Linked DNA regions of Homo sapiens: region 2 is linked to region 1. The links are chromatin loops, found by intact Hi-C in ENCODE. Cell type or tissue: GM12878. All regions are shown on one strand. Links, peaks and the distances in the headings refer to the core of each region. The heading gives the core; the rest is flanking DNA.

The links. A loop is a pair of places that touch in the nucleus more often than their neighbours do. Peaks named below come from ENCODE experiments on the same cell type or tissue, not always from the same donor. Only the 100,000 strongest peaks of a DNase experiment are listed, where the experiment ranks them.
Region 2: a loop joins it to region 1, with 12 times the contacts of the local background. A loop is called at or near these places in 66 of 110 quality-filtered maps.

Annotation. Positions count from the first base shown.
Region 1 is chr2:72,890,015-72,895,385 of GRCh38, forward strand. It overlaps SPR (sepiapterin reductase), which reads left to right. Exons shown (of 3, transcript NM_003124.5): 3 at 1,333-2,144. The coding sequence ends at 1,523. Among named protein-coding and RNA genes, the nearest start is that of SPR, 5.3 kb to the left of the region's middle. RefSeq lists enhancers at 2,166-2,667, 3,505-3,594, 3,995-4,284. In GM12878, for the core only: CTCF peaks have their summits at 2,877 (motif pointing right) and 3,793 (motif pointing right); DNase peaks (open chromatin) are centred at 3,837 and 4,157; H3K27ac peaks cover 488 bases.
Region 2 is chr2:72,971,481-72,976,851 of GRCh38, forward strand. SFXN5 (sideroflexin 5) reads right to left here. Exons shown (of 14, transcript NM_144579.3): 11 at 90-205. Among named protein-coding and RNA genes, the nearest start is that of EMX1, 57 kb to the left of the region's middle. In GM12878, for the core only: a CTCF peak has its summit at 2,318 (motif pointing left); a DNase peak (open chromatin) is centred at 2,333.

The DNA of each region.
Region 1 (5,371 bases), core at 220-5,219:
AGTGATTCCTATGTGAAGAATAGAACGTGCTTGCAACAGTTCAAGAAGGGAACAATTCCTTTAGGTGGGGAGACTAGAGATGGCTTTATTGGAGGTAGCTGAACTGGACATTGACCTTGGTTGTTGGCAGATGGAAGGCATTCCTGATGAAAGGAAATAAAGGTGCGAAGGCTCACTGTGGGCGTGGCAGGTCTTCAGTTTGCCTGTAGAGTAGGTGTGCCCAGAGGAGGGCAGACTAGGATGCCTTGAGTATTAGGCCAGGCTACTGGGAAGCTGTTGAGGGGTTTTGAGCGGAGGAATGTTGTGATCCCAGTGATGTTTTTGTTTGTTTATTTGTTTGTTTGTTGAGATGGAGTCTCACTCTGTTGCCTAGGCTGGAGTGCAGTGGCACGATCTCGGCCACTGCAAGCTCCACCTCCCAGGTTCACGCCATTCTCCTGCCTCAGCCTCCCGAGTAGCTGGGACTACAAGCGCCCGCCACCACACCCGGCTAATTTTTTGTATTTTTAGAAGAGATGGGATTTCACCATGTTAGCCAGGATGGTCTCAATCTCCTGACCTCATGATCTGCCCGCCTCGGCCTCCCAAAGTGCTGGGATTACAGGCGTGAGCCACTGCACTTGGCCTAGGCTCAGGCAATTCTAGTGCCTCAGCCTCCACAGTAGCTGGGACTACAGGCATGTGCCACCACACCTGGCTAATTTTTGTATTTTTAGTAGAGACAGGGTTTCACCATGTTGGCCAGGCTGGTCTCAAACTCCTGACCTCAAGTGATCCTCCTGCCTCAGCTTCCCAAAGTGCTGGGGTTGCAGGTGTGAGCCACTGCAGCTGGGCCCCAGTGATGTTTTAGTAGAATGAGTTTAGTAGAGGGCTACAGAAGGAGCTGAGGCAGGGAGAGAAGCAAGGTTGTAAAAAGGGCCTGATTGTCGGGATGTGTAGATGCTGAAGGGTCCTACCTGGTGCCTGGTTGGCTCTGGGGACGATGGGGGAGGGAAGGAGGAAGTGATGGACGTTTTGAGTCTGGGAAAAGAATACTTCATTAATAGAAATGGGAATGTCAGGAGGTGGTGCTGGTTGGACAGGAGATGAGAATCTTGGTTTTAGACATGGTAGTCTAGAGGGTCCATGTTCAGTGGGCTTTTGAATTTCAGTCCAGAACTTGATGGTGACAAATTGGAGCCTTTGGCAACCCTGACCACACATTTCAGCCAAGATGACGTGTTTCCTCTGGCCAGACCTGACTCAGCCCCACCCCCGACATAAAACAGGGACCTGAAACCTTCTGTCCCTGCCTTGGCCATGTTCCCTCATCGTCTCCTTTTCATCCTCTAGGTCCTCTGGACACAGACATGCAGCAGTTGGCCCGGGAGACCTCCGTGGACCCAGACATGCGAAAAGGGCTGCAGGAGCTGAAGGCAAAGGGGAAGCTGGTGGATTGCAAGGTGTCAGCCCAGAAACTGCTGAGCTTACTGGAAAAGGACGAGTTCAAGTCTGGAGCCCACGTGGACTTCTATGACAAATAAGCCCATGTTTTTGGCTTCCTGAACCTTTTTGCCCCCACTTTTAGACATACCCCAGAGCCCTGTGGCTCCCCACACCCTGCCATAGGGGCAGTCCTGCCTTACACATAGAAGCATTCATGCCTGCTGCCCTGCCCTCAGGCACAGCCAGCTGTGAGCTCCCAGGTCATTGGCCTTACCAGTTGTCAGGAGTCTGTGCTGTGCACCCTGGGTTATAAGGAGGCTTAGGAGAGAGGTTATGGGTATTGGTGTCTCTATCCCCAGGAATAGAACTTAAGGGGTGGGAAGAACAGGAAAAGAAGCTGGAACACAGAAGAGAGGAGGTTGTGTCTCTTGCTCATAGCAAGCCTGTGGGTAGAGGAAAGAGTGATCTGGTGTCGAATAGGAGGACCCATGTAGATTCGCAGATGGCCTGGATGGGAGGAAGGGCAGACGGTACATGTCCCAGCCCACATAGATGCCCCTTGCTGAGGGTAGCAGGACCTTCTGTTGAACTTTGTGTCCTCACTCTGATGTCTCCTTCCTTCAGAATCTACCACCCCTCCCCCAGGCTGGGAGAAGGGGCTCCTGGGTGTCTGTATACACGCCAAAGGCAGATACAAATAAAATACAGATTGTCCTTTCTTCATGCTTGCTTTCTCCTCTGATACAGGGCCTATGACTGACTGCCTGGTTCACTGGGCCCAAGGCCATTCCCAAGGCAGTTAACCCAAAAGTGAGGTGTTGTCCTTATTTCCTAGGGAGCTTTCCGGGGGCCATCTGCCTCCAGTCATCAGGCCCCACTCAGTGGCAAGCCCAGGTGCAAAGTTGCCCACAATCGGCATGCCTGCTTTTTTGTGCTGTTGCCCACGCTGACCCCAGCCTTGATAGCCCTTTTCTCACCCTGGGCTATTCAGAATACCCATCTTTTAGGGCCCAGCTTACAGCCTGCCCTCCACATGGCCCTAAAGCCTGGGTCCTTTCCCCAACTCTGTGGATTGCCAATTCCACCCCCTGTCCACGTGGCAATGCTGTGAATGGATGCCAGCTGCTATTGGCCCTTTTGGCATTGTCCATCTGGCCCATGGTCCAGGTCGTCAGTGGGGTGGGCTTAGGACCAGCATGCCTTTGGGGGAGATGGGCAAGATTCCAAGAAAGGGAAGCTCTGAGAAATCAGGGCTGCAACCAAGCCAATCCTTGTGCAGGTTGGTAGACATAGGCTGGGCTGCGAGCTCCACGGCAGTGGTGGTCTGCAGCCAGCACCCTGGCCCCTGGCCATATTTGGGAGAAGGAAGCGTGGTCCCCTGCCCGCTGACTCCAGGACTCAGCCTGCCTCTGAGTGTGCAGAAGGGAACTCCTCCTTGTGCTCAGCAGAGGGCGCATGGAGGCCGCGCCTTTTGCTGAAGGGCAGGCCCTAGGCTGAAGCTGGCAGTGCCCTGCCTGCTCCCCTAGGAGGGAATGGGCGAACTTTTACCTGGTCCAGCAGATGCCTTGCCCTCATGCCCCCATCGAAGTAGAAATCACTGGGCTCAGGTTCCTGCTCTGCCACAGCTGGTAACCCAGGGCAAGTTTCTTCTCTGTGCCTCAGTTTCCTTATCTGAAAAATGTGGATTATAATGGCACCTACCCTGAAGGGTTATTTTGAACATTAAGTGACCTAATGTTTGTAAATGTTCAGCACAGTGCTAGCATTGTGGTAAATGCCCTGTAGATGCTAATATTATTTATTGCCTTTAAATATCAAGATCCAGCTCATCCTGGAACTCTGCTGGAAGCCTCCTCTCCTCTAGACAGTTCAGACATCCTCCCCTGCCTGACTTGAGGCAAAAACTCTCACTGTACTGCCCCTATTCAGCCTCCTGGAGGTGAGGGTGGGGTCTGGTCTGGATACCTTGTCTTGGATTTACAGGAAAATGTGTGAACTTTGGAGTCAGGAACCTTCAGTCCCACTACCTTGTCTATGACAGAGATGCTGTGGGGTGTTGGGCAGAGCCCTGCTCTCTCTCTGGGCTTCAGTTTCCTTAGAGCAGTGAACTCCAAGATTCTTTCCTGGACACCTTCGTCTGAGGTGTTTCCAGTGTGGTGAGGCCATGGATTATGGCAGCCTGGGCTGCCTTTCATGACGTGGTGGGTGGTGGGTAGGTTTCCTCACCAGGCCCCTTGCTCCTGTGGGAGTGTGAGGGTGGGCAGTGCCAGTCCAGCTCCTTGTGGATGATCATCGGGGTTGACTCTGTACCTCCCCTCTAGGCTGGTTGGCCAGGGGCTTAGTGAGGAGTACCGCTTGTCCCCACGAGGTGGCGAGGCCCTCCCATGCCTGACATTTGTCTTCTCTGAGCCCAGAGATGTAAGAGCTTCGGAAGTGCTCTCTTGGGCTATCTCTCCCTGCAGCCCAGGATTCTGGACTCTCGGGCCCCCAGGGAATTGGGGAGATCAGAGATGGGCAGCATCACTCTTCCTGTCAGGTCCCGAGGCCTCTTCAGTGACCCACAGTCTCTGCCCTCAGGGATTTCCCAGACCTTGCTCCCAGCCCTGGACTCAGCCTCCCCAGGTCCACCCACACTGAGGCATGGAGGCTTTTGTGGCGGCCTCCAGGCCATAAGCAGCCACCCTCCAGGGGCTAACCATCTGTGTTCCCCAACCGCATGACCTGGCCTTGGCCACCGCACACATGAGCACACGTGAGTGCACACACACAAATACATGCCTGCACATGCCCAGGGCCCAGCTGCTGGAGCGAGCAGGGCCATAGATGAGCTAAAAGACAAACGAGGTTCCTCTTTGTCTTTGGTGTGAGAGCGCTGTGCAGTTTTTGGTTTTGTGTTTAATACACCTGCACTGGGGCCAGCAGCTGGCCTGTAAGGAGCAGGGGGAGTGAGGGGAATATTCCAGGCCAAAGCCAGTGTCCAAGAGCATGACCAGCTGGGATTAGTCTGGTCAAGAGGTTCCCCCGAATCCCCAATTCCTGTCCTTCCTCCTATGAATACATATGTGTGCCCCCACACCCAGGCTGGTGCTGAGTCTGTTGTCAGCCATCAGGGTCACCCGCCCGGGATGTACTCCATCCTAGCATCTCCCCGTGCCTCACCCCAGAGAGCTAAGCCCTGGAATGCTGCCTCCTGGCCTCCTTCACCTTCGTCCTTTCCCATAGAACATGGCCTCATAGGCTAGCATGCATGCGATAATTCTGACTCATATGGCAGGTGAGCACACCCAAAAGCGCCCAGGCGTGCCCTCGCTACTGGGCTCCCGTGTGATGACAGGGAGGTGGGTGAAGATGACTCCAAGTCCCCTGGGGTAGAAACCCCCTGAGGTGGCACCTCTCCAGCCCTCACATCATCTCTCAGTGATCTGGGGTGTAAAAGCAGGGGAGTGGACCAGAAGCCACTAGACAGCTTGCTGGAAACCAGCTGAGGAATCACTCTGAACCTCTGGGGTTAGCTGGGGGAGCCGATGGAGGGTAGGGCTCTGAGCCTGGAGCGAGCCATCCTTGCCCCACTCCCCAGTCCTGAGGTCTCCCACCTGTGGTGCTGGGAGGCGGGGAGCAGCACAGATGTTGTCTCAGACTTTTGAAGTAGAGCCCACTCCCACGAGGGAATGATTGTTACTTCCCAGCCAGCCTCTCCTACCTCACCCTTTGTCTCTCCTTTCATCCATGGTAACTCCATCTTCAGCCCTAAGAGCCCTTCGTGTGAGCCAGGAGAGTCCCGGACTTCTTTTTTCAGTGAGGAGCTGGGGGAAAGGAGGAAGGGAGAGAGAAGGAAATGCCTATCCCTTGGGGGCTCCTCCCCCAGATGACCTTAGTGCTCAGCGTGGTTCCTCAGCTAACTAACCTGAAAGCTGTCTAGCAGCCTCTTAGTCCACAGGACTGCCAA
Region 2 (5,371 bases), core at 57-5,056, 81 kb after region 1:
ATAGAAGCCTGTGGAAGACACACGCTAAAGGAAAACCACTCCCCTCCCCTGTTGCTGGCCTCCCCAACCCTGCGAACCCCCAGACCCACGTGTCGGGCTGCGATCTTGGAGGAGCCCACGAGGTTGCCATCGCTGTCCAGGACATCAATCCCTTCCTCCAGCTCCCCGTACCGCATCAGGACCACATTGCAGATATTGGCACTGGCTGCAGAGAGAGGGGATGCAGAGAGCAGGATGAGGAGGAAGATGGCATTCCACCTGGAGGGAGGTCACTACACTCCTTCCTACGCAAGCCTTGGGGTTCTGTGTTCAAATGCATGGGCAAAGGTTAGGGAAGGGGTGGTTCTGTTGTCCATCTGCCTATCAGCCTGGTGAGGGATCTGGGGGCCCTTGGGAACCTGGTAAGTGAAAGTGGAAAAGAACAGGTATCAGGGAGGACACCCGTTCTGGCCTCAGAGAGCGGCCACTTACCGAGGGGCTGCTTTCCTCTCCTCCAGGGCAAGCCCACTAGGCAGGCAAAGTGGGTGTCCATCTGGGAGGGCTCTCTGACCTGAAGTCGCATCCCCCCTGACCCCGAGGCCTGATGTTCCACCATCACTGGGGCCCTTGCGCTGCCCTATCCTCTTAAACTGTCGGTCCAACATCCAGCCCCTCCTGTCTCTGAGCAAATCAAGTTCCCAGAAATTTGCCTCCCTGACAGCAGGTGCCAGAGAGGCAGAAACCTCAGTGTTCACCCAGCACCACCCCCTCATCATATGGATGGAAGACTGAGGCTCAGAGAAGAGGAGTGACTTATCTGAGGTCACACAGCAGAGTGGGACAGAGCAGAAAGGCTACAGTGCCTCTGCCTCTGAATACTCAGGGGGCAAGAGGGTTGGGGCAGGAGCAGCGGGCTGAGTTAAGGGCAGACCTTCTCCATTCTTGCTTCCTATGGCTGAGTGCCTGCCTTTGGCTAGGCCCCTCTGCCATCTGAGATCTTGGGAACCTGGGCTAAGGGGAGGGTTCCCGGCTCCTTAGTGAAGCACTGGTTGTTGAAGTCTGGGGCCACCCATTAGCTGGCAACTAGCTCAGGGATCCTCTTTCTGCTCCCCCATCCTGGGACTCACATGACTGGGCCAGGCCCCGTGGCCCAGTGCAGTGTGGGTGTTGACCCCGCCTGAACTCTCCCAGCCCCGCTGCAGGATGGAAGTGGGGGGACCTGGGAGGGGTGGGCAGGTGGGGAGTGGGGGGTGACAAATGCAGAGTCTGCCTGCTTCACTCCTCCCCCCAAAGCGCCTTGCTGTGTTTAAAGTTTTAATTTTTGCTAATTAATGTCAATTAATTTTGTATAATGAGTGTTTAATTTTGGGGAGTGTGTGAGCCTGGGAGCGACTGCAGTTCTGGGCTGTGAACGCTGATTAGCATCAACACCTGCTGCTTCCCCCTCCTTCCAGTGGGGGGGGCCACCAGGGTTTGGGGAGCTGGAGGGTGGCGGGGCCTAGTGGGCAGGCGGAGTGGGAGGGAGACCACAGATGCTCCTGGGGCCTGAGCCAACGAGTGGTCCAGGGTGCTCACAGCTGGGGCACAGGGTTCTGTGGGTGAGGTGTGGCTTGAGACCCCTGGGGCCTCAGTCGCCTGTTTCATTAAAATGGGGAGGTGGAATAAACAGGGGAAGACCGAGAGACTCTGCAGTCTTTGGAGAAGAAAAGCAGGAGGCCAAATACAGTTCTAAAATGTATTTAGAGCACACACACCATCTTCGAGCATCTCTCCTGCTTCCACCGACGCTCAGTGCAGTGGAAACCATGGGCAGTCCCTCTGTGTCCCGGGCTCTCCTGCCCCACAACAGGCATGCTCACCTGCCCTAAACAGCCGCTCTCTGCCAGGGGCGGTTCTGTGGGGCATTTGGCCATGTTTGAGGGCATTTTCAGTGATTGTGATCTAGGGGTCAGGGGTTGCTGCAGGCATCTGGTGGATAGAGGCCAGAGGTGCTGCTAAACATCTCGCAAGGCACAGGACAGTCCCCCCACCAAAGGATCATCTGGCCCCCAAATATGTCAACATTGCTGACACTGAGAAACCCTTGTTTTCACCACAGTCAGTGACAGACAGAATTAGGAAGCTGAATCCAAGGTAAAGGAGATCTGGTTAGCAGGGCATGACCAGGAGGGGATGGGAGCCTGGGTTTGGGGCCATCGGGCTTGGGTTCCAATTCTGGCTCCATATCTCTCCCGCCTCAGCCCCAGGCGCCCAGGGCTCAGGGCCCAGAAGGGTCCCCCAGGGTAGCCTTGGGAAGCAGCCACCTGGCCTCTGTGTTAGTGACATGCCCTCTAGTGGCCTTAGGGAGGCTATGCATCCCCCATGCCCTTGGAGCTGCCAGGCTTTCGGTTCCCAGGAGACCTAAGAAAACCGTTGAGAGGACAGTGGGGTTTTCTGCCCTGAAAGGCATCAATCCTAGCCCTCTGATGACGCTGTCCACCATACCACCACCACCGCCACTCCCAGAAAGGCAAAGTTACAGGAATGTGGTCCAGGAGACGAGCATCCTGCTAAAGTCAGGAGCTACCAGCTCACTCTGGGGACTTGAGCCATTGCCACCCAACCCCACCTTGGCTTCTCCGGGCATAAAAGGAGGGGCAGAATGTAGGGTCTCCATGGGATTTCTGGGTGCTGGCTGAGCTCACACAAAATGTCAGCCTCTGCACCTGTGCCCATGCCAAGTCAGGGGAAAGTGGGGACAGCTGAAATGTCTCCAGCCCCCATTTTGTGTGTGTATGCATAGGGGAGACAAACAGAAGAGAGAGTGTGGATCTGGAGGTGGTAGTGGACCAGCCCTGACTCACGGTGGCATCTCACTCTCTCCCTGTAATCTCCAAACATTAAACATGCGGCGAGCAGGACAGCTTTGGTTCAAACACAAAACCACTGAGATGAAAGATGAAGCATGAAAGGAAGTGAAAACCCAGCCTCCTTCCCCTCATCCAGCCCCTCCAGGACAATTCTGAAGCTGCCTGAATGGAAAAAAAACAGAGAAAACCCTAAAAGTCATCTCAGAATGATGGTACCTGCCCCCTCCCCAGGCTCCTCCCTTGAAACCGGCAATTCTTACAGCCTACACAGATGGCACATGACCTGCAATCTCTTCTGTTGACTGTGTACATTGGTTGGCCTTTATTGAGCACCTGCCGTATGCAGAGGCTACCAGCCATCCATGCCCTTGGGCAGTGGGAATGCCAGCCTGTTACAGTGATTTCATTTCCATGAGCTCATCCCAAACTTTCAATTCTGCCATATCCTTTTCAAACTGTCCCTGATCCTTCCCATCCCACTCCTGGCAAGTCCGGCTCCTGTGACAGGGACACTGAGAGCCTAAGCAAATGATAGAGAGAGAGAGAGAAAAAAAAAAAAACAGAGACAGAGAGAACAAGAACATGCACAACCCTGGGGCACAGGTCTCCTCTCCAACACACCAGCAAGATCTATTATTGATGGTATCAGCAGGTTAATTAAGCAGCCTGTTAGTGATGATGTTAAGAAAGCTGGCACATTTTCAACTCAGATTGACACCATTCAAGACTCAGGCATAACTGATGTTTGAGCAGCAATGTGGGAGATGTCAAGGAATGAGAGAGAGAAAGAGAAGGAGAGAGAAAGACTTTGCTTCTTGATGATGGCAAGCTCAGTGTTAAGTCCTGAAGAGAATTTGCTCTTGCCTGCTGCAGATGTTCTCACATCCGACCCATTGCGATGCAAAATCATGCAGATTGTGAAAAGCTAATGAAGCACCCGGTGTAAAAGGGGCAGTGTGGGGAGGAAGAAAGAGCAGTAGACAGAAAGACAAATGTGCAAGAAAGTTCTCCAAAAGAAGATCATGGGGGAGCCTGCCCCTGAACTAGGGCAGGAATAGACAAGCAGATCAATGCAGTACACTAGTCCTGCAACTCACCCATCTGTCAGGGAAATTAATTGGTAGTAAAGCAGTTCTATCAACTCACAGGGAAAGGACCATTTAAACACAGACATGCAGCAATGGGCTACTGATTTGGGGAAAATAAACTACCATAACTCCTCAATTCTACGATGCACCTTCCCATATTTTAATGTTTTAAAAATCATAATGTGCCTTACAATGAAAGTCGTCAGAGAAGGGAATCTTACCTGCTACTCAACACAATTGCCTGTACATGTGTGAATGCAGCCATGTGTACAGGTATCCATTCATTCAAGTGTCACCTCAGCTGACCACAGCAATCCATACAGAATTTGAACTTAAACTTAGATTCCTAATTGTTGCCTAAAACATCTTTCTAAAACTTACACTATAATGGAGCACGGACATGAAAAGTTATTGTACATGCAGAAGATCGTCTGCCAGATACCAGGCAATGCAATTAAAGACAGTAGAAATTGCCAAACCATAGATAGCTACCCTAAAGAAATGCTTGCCCATATGCACAAAGAGACATTTACAAGGATGTTAATTATAGCACTGTTTGTAAGAGCAAATAATTAGAAACAACCTAAATGTCCACCATTAGGGAACTCACATGGGAAGATCTCCAAAACAAACTGTTATGTGAAAAAAGCTACTGAGTATGTACATGATGATTTACTGTATGTAAAACCCTGTAATTGGCATATGCACATATATGTGTGCATAAATCCACAGGTAATGTTTTGGAAGGTTCACAGCTCACAGAGTGGTCTGCTTGGGGAAAGGAATTCAATTTGAGAATTAGGGGTTGTTGAAAGACTTCCACTTTTTTACACCAGAATTTTCTATAATATTTAAATTTTTACAGTGAGAATATAATCATGTTTCATTTACCCAAAAAGTAAAAAAAAAAACTGCCAAACTTCTTGAAGAAGATCACACACATTTTAAAGCCAGCAGGGATTGACGTAACCTAGTCATGGGTCCCACACTTAGGTACCTACAACATGTCGGCTTCCTAAAGAAGCTGATTAATTTCAGGAATATTTTTTTTCTTCAAGTAAAGAACAAATATGAGACCTAAGTATAACCAAATCAGAAATGCAAACAAAAATTCCCAATATTCTTTTATATGCTTTGAAATTATACTATTCATCTTAAACAGGCTAAAGGAGTGGAGATTAGAAGCAGGACTACAAAAAGCAGTGGTGGCCACGATGCTGTGTTTAACAACCAATGCCCAAAAAAGAACAAGAAAATGTGAAGGAGGCTTAGACTCCAACTCTGTGGTACTAAAGAAAGTGACTGGTATTGAATGTGTAAGTGAATACTTGCTTATTCCTTCCAATGGACACTAATTATAGTTCTCTTCTAAAAGGCTATTATGTTAATACCTCTTATAACTCAGGCATCTTAGAAACACAGCATTCAAGATCGATTTAGAAACCATACTATAAG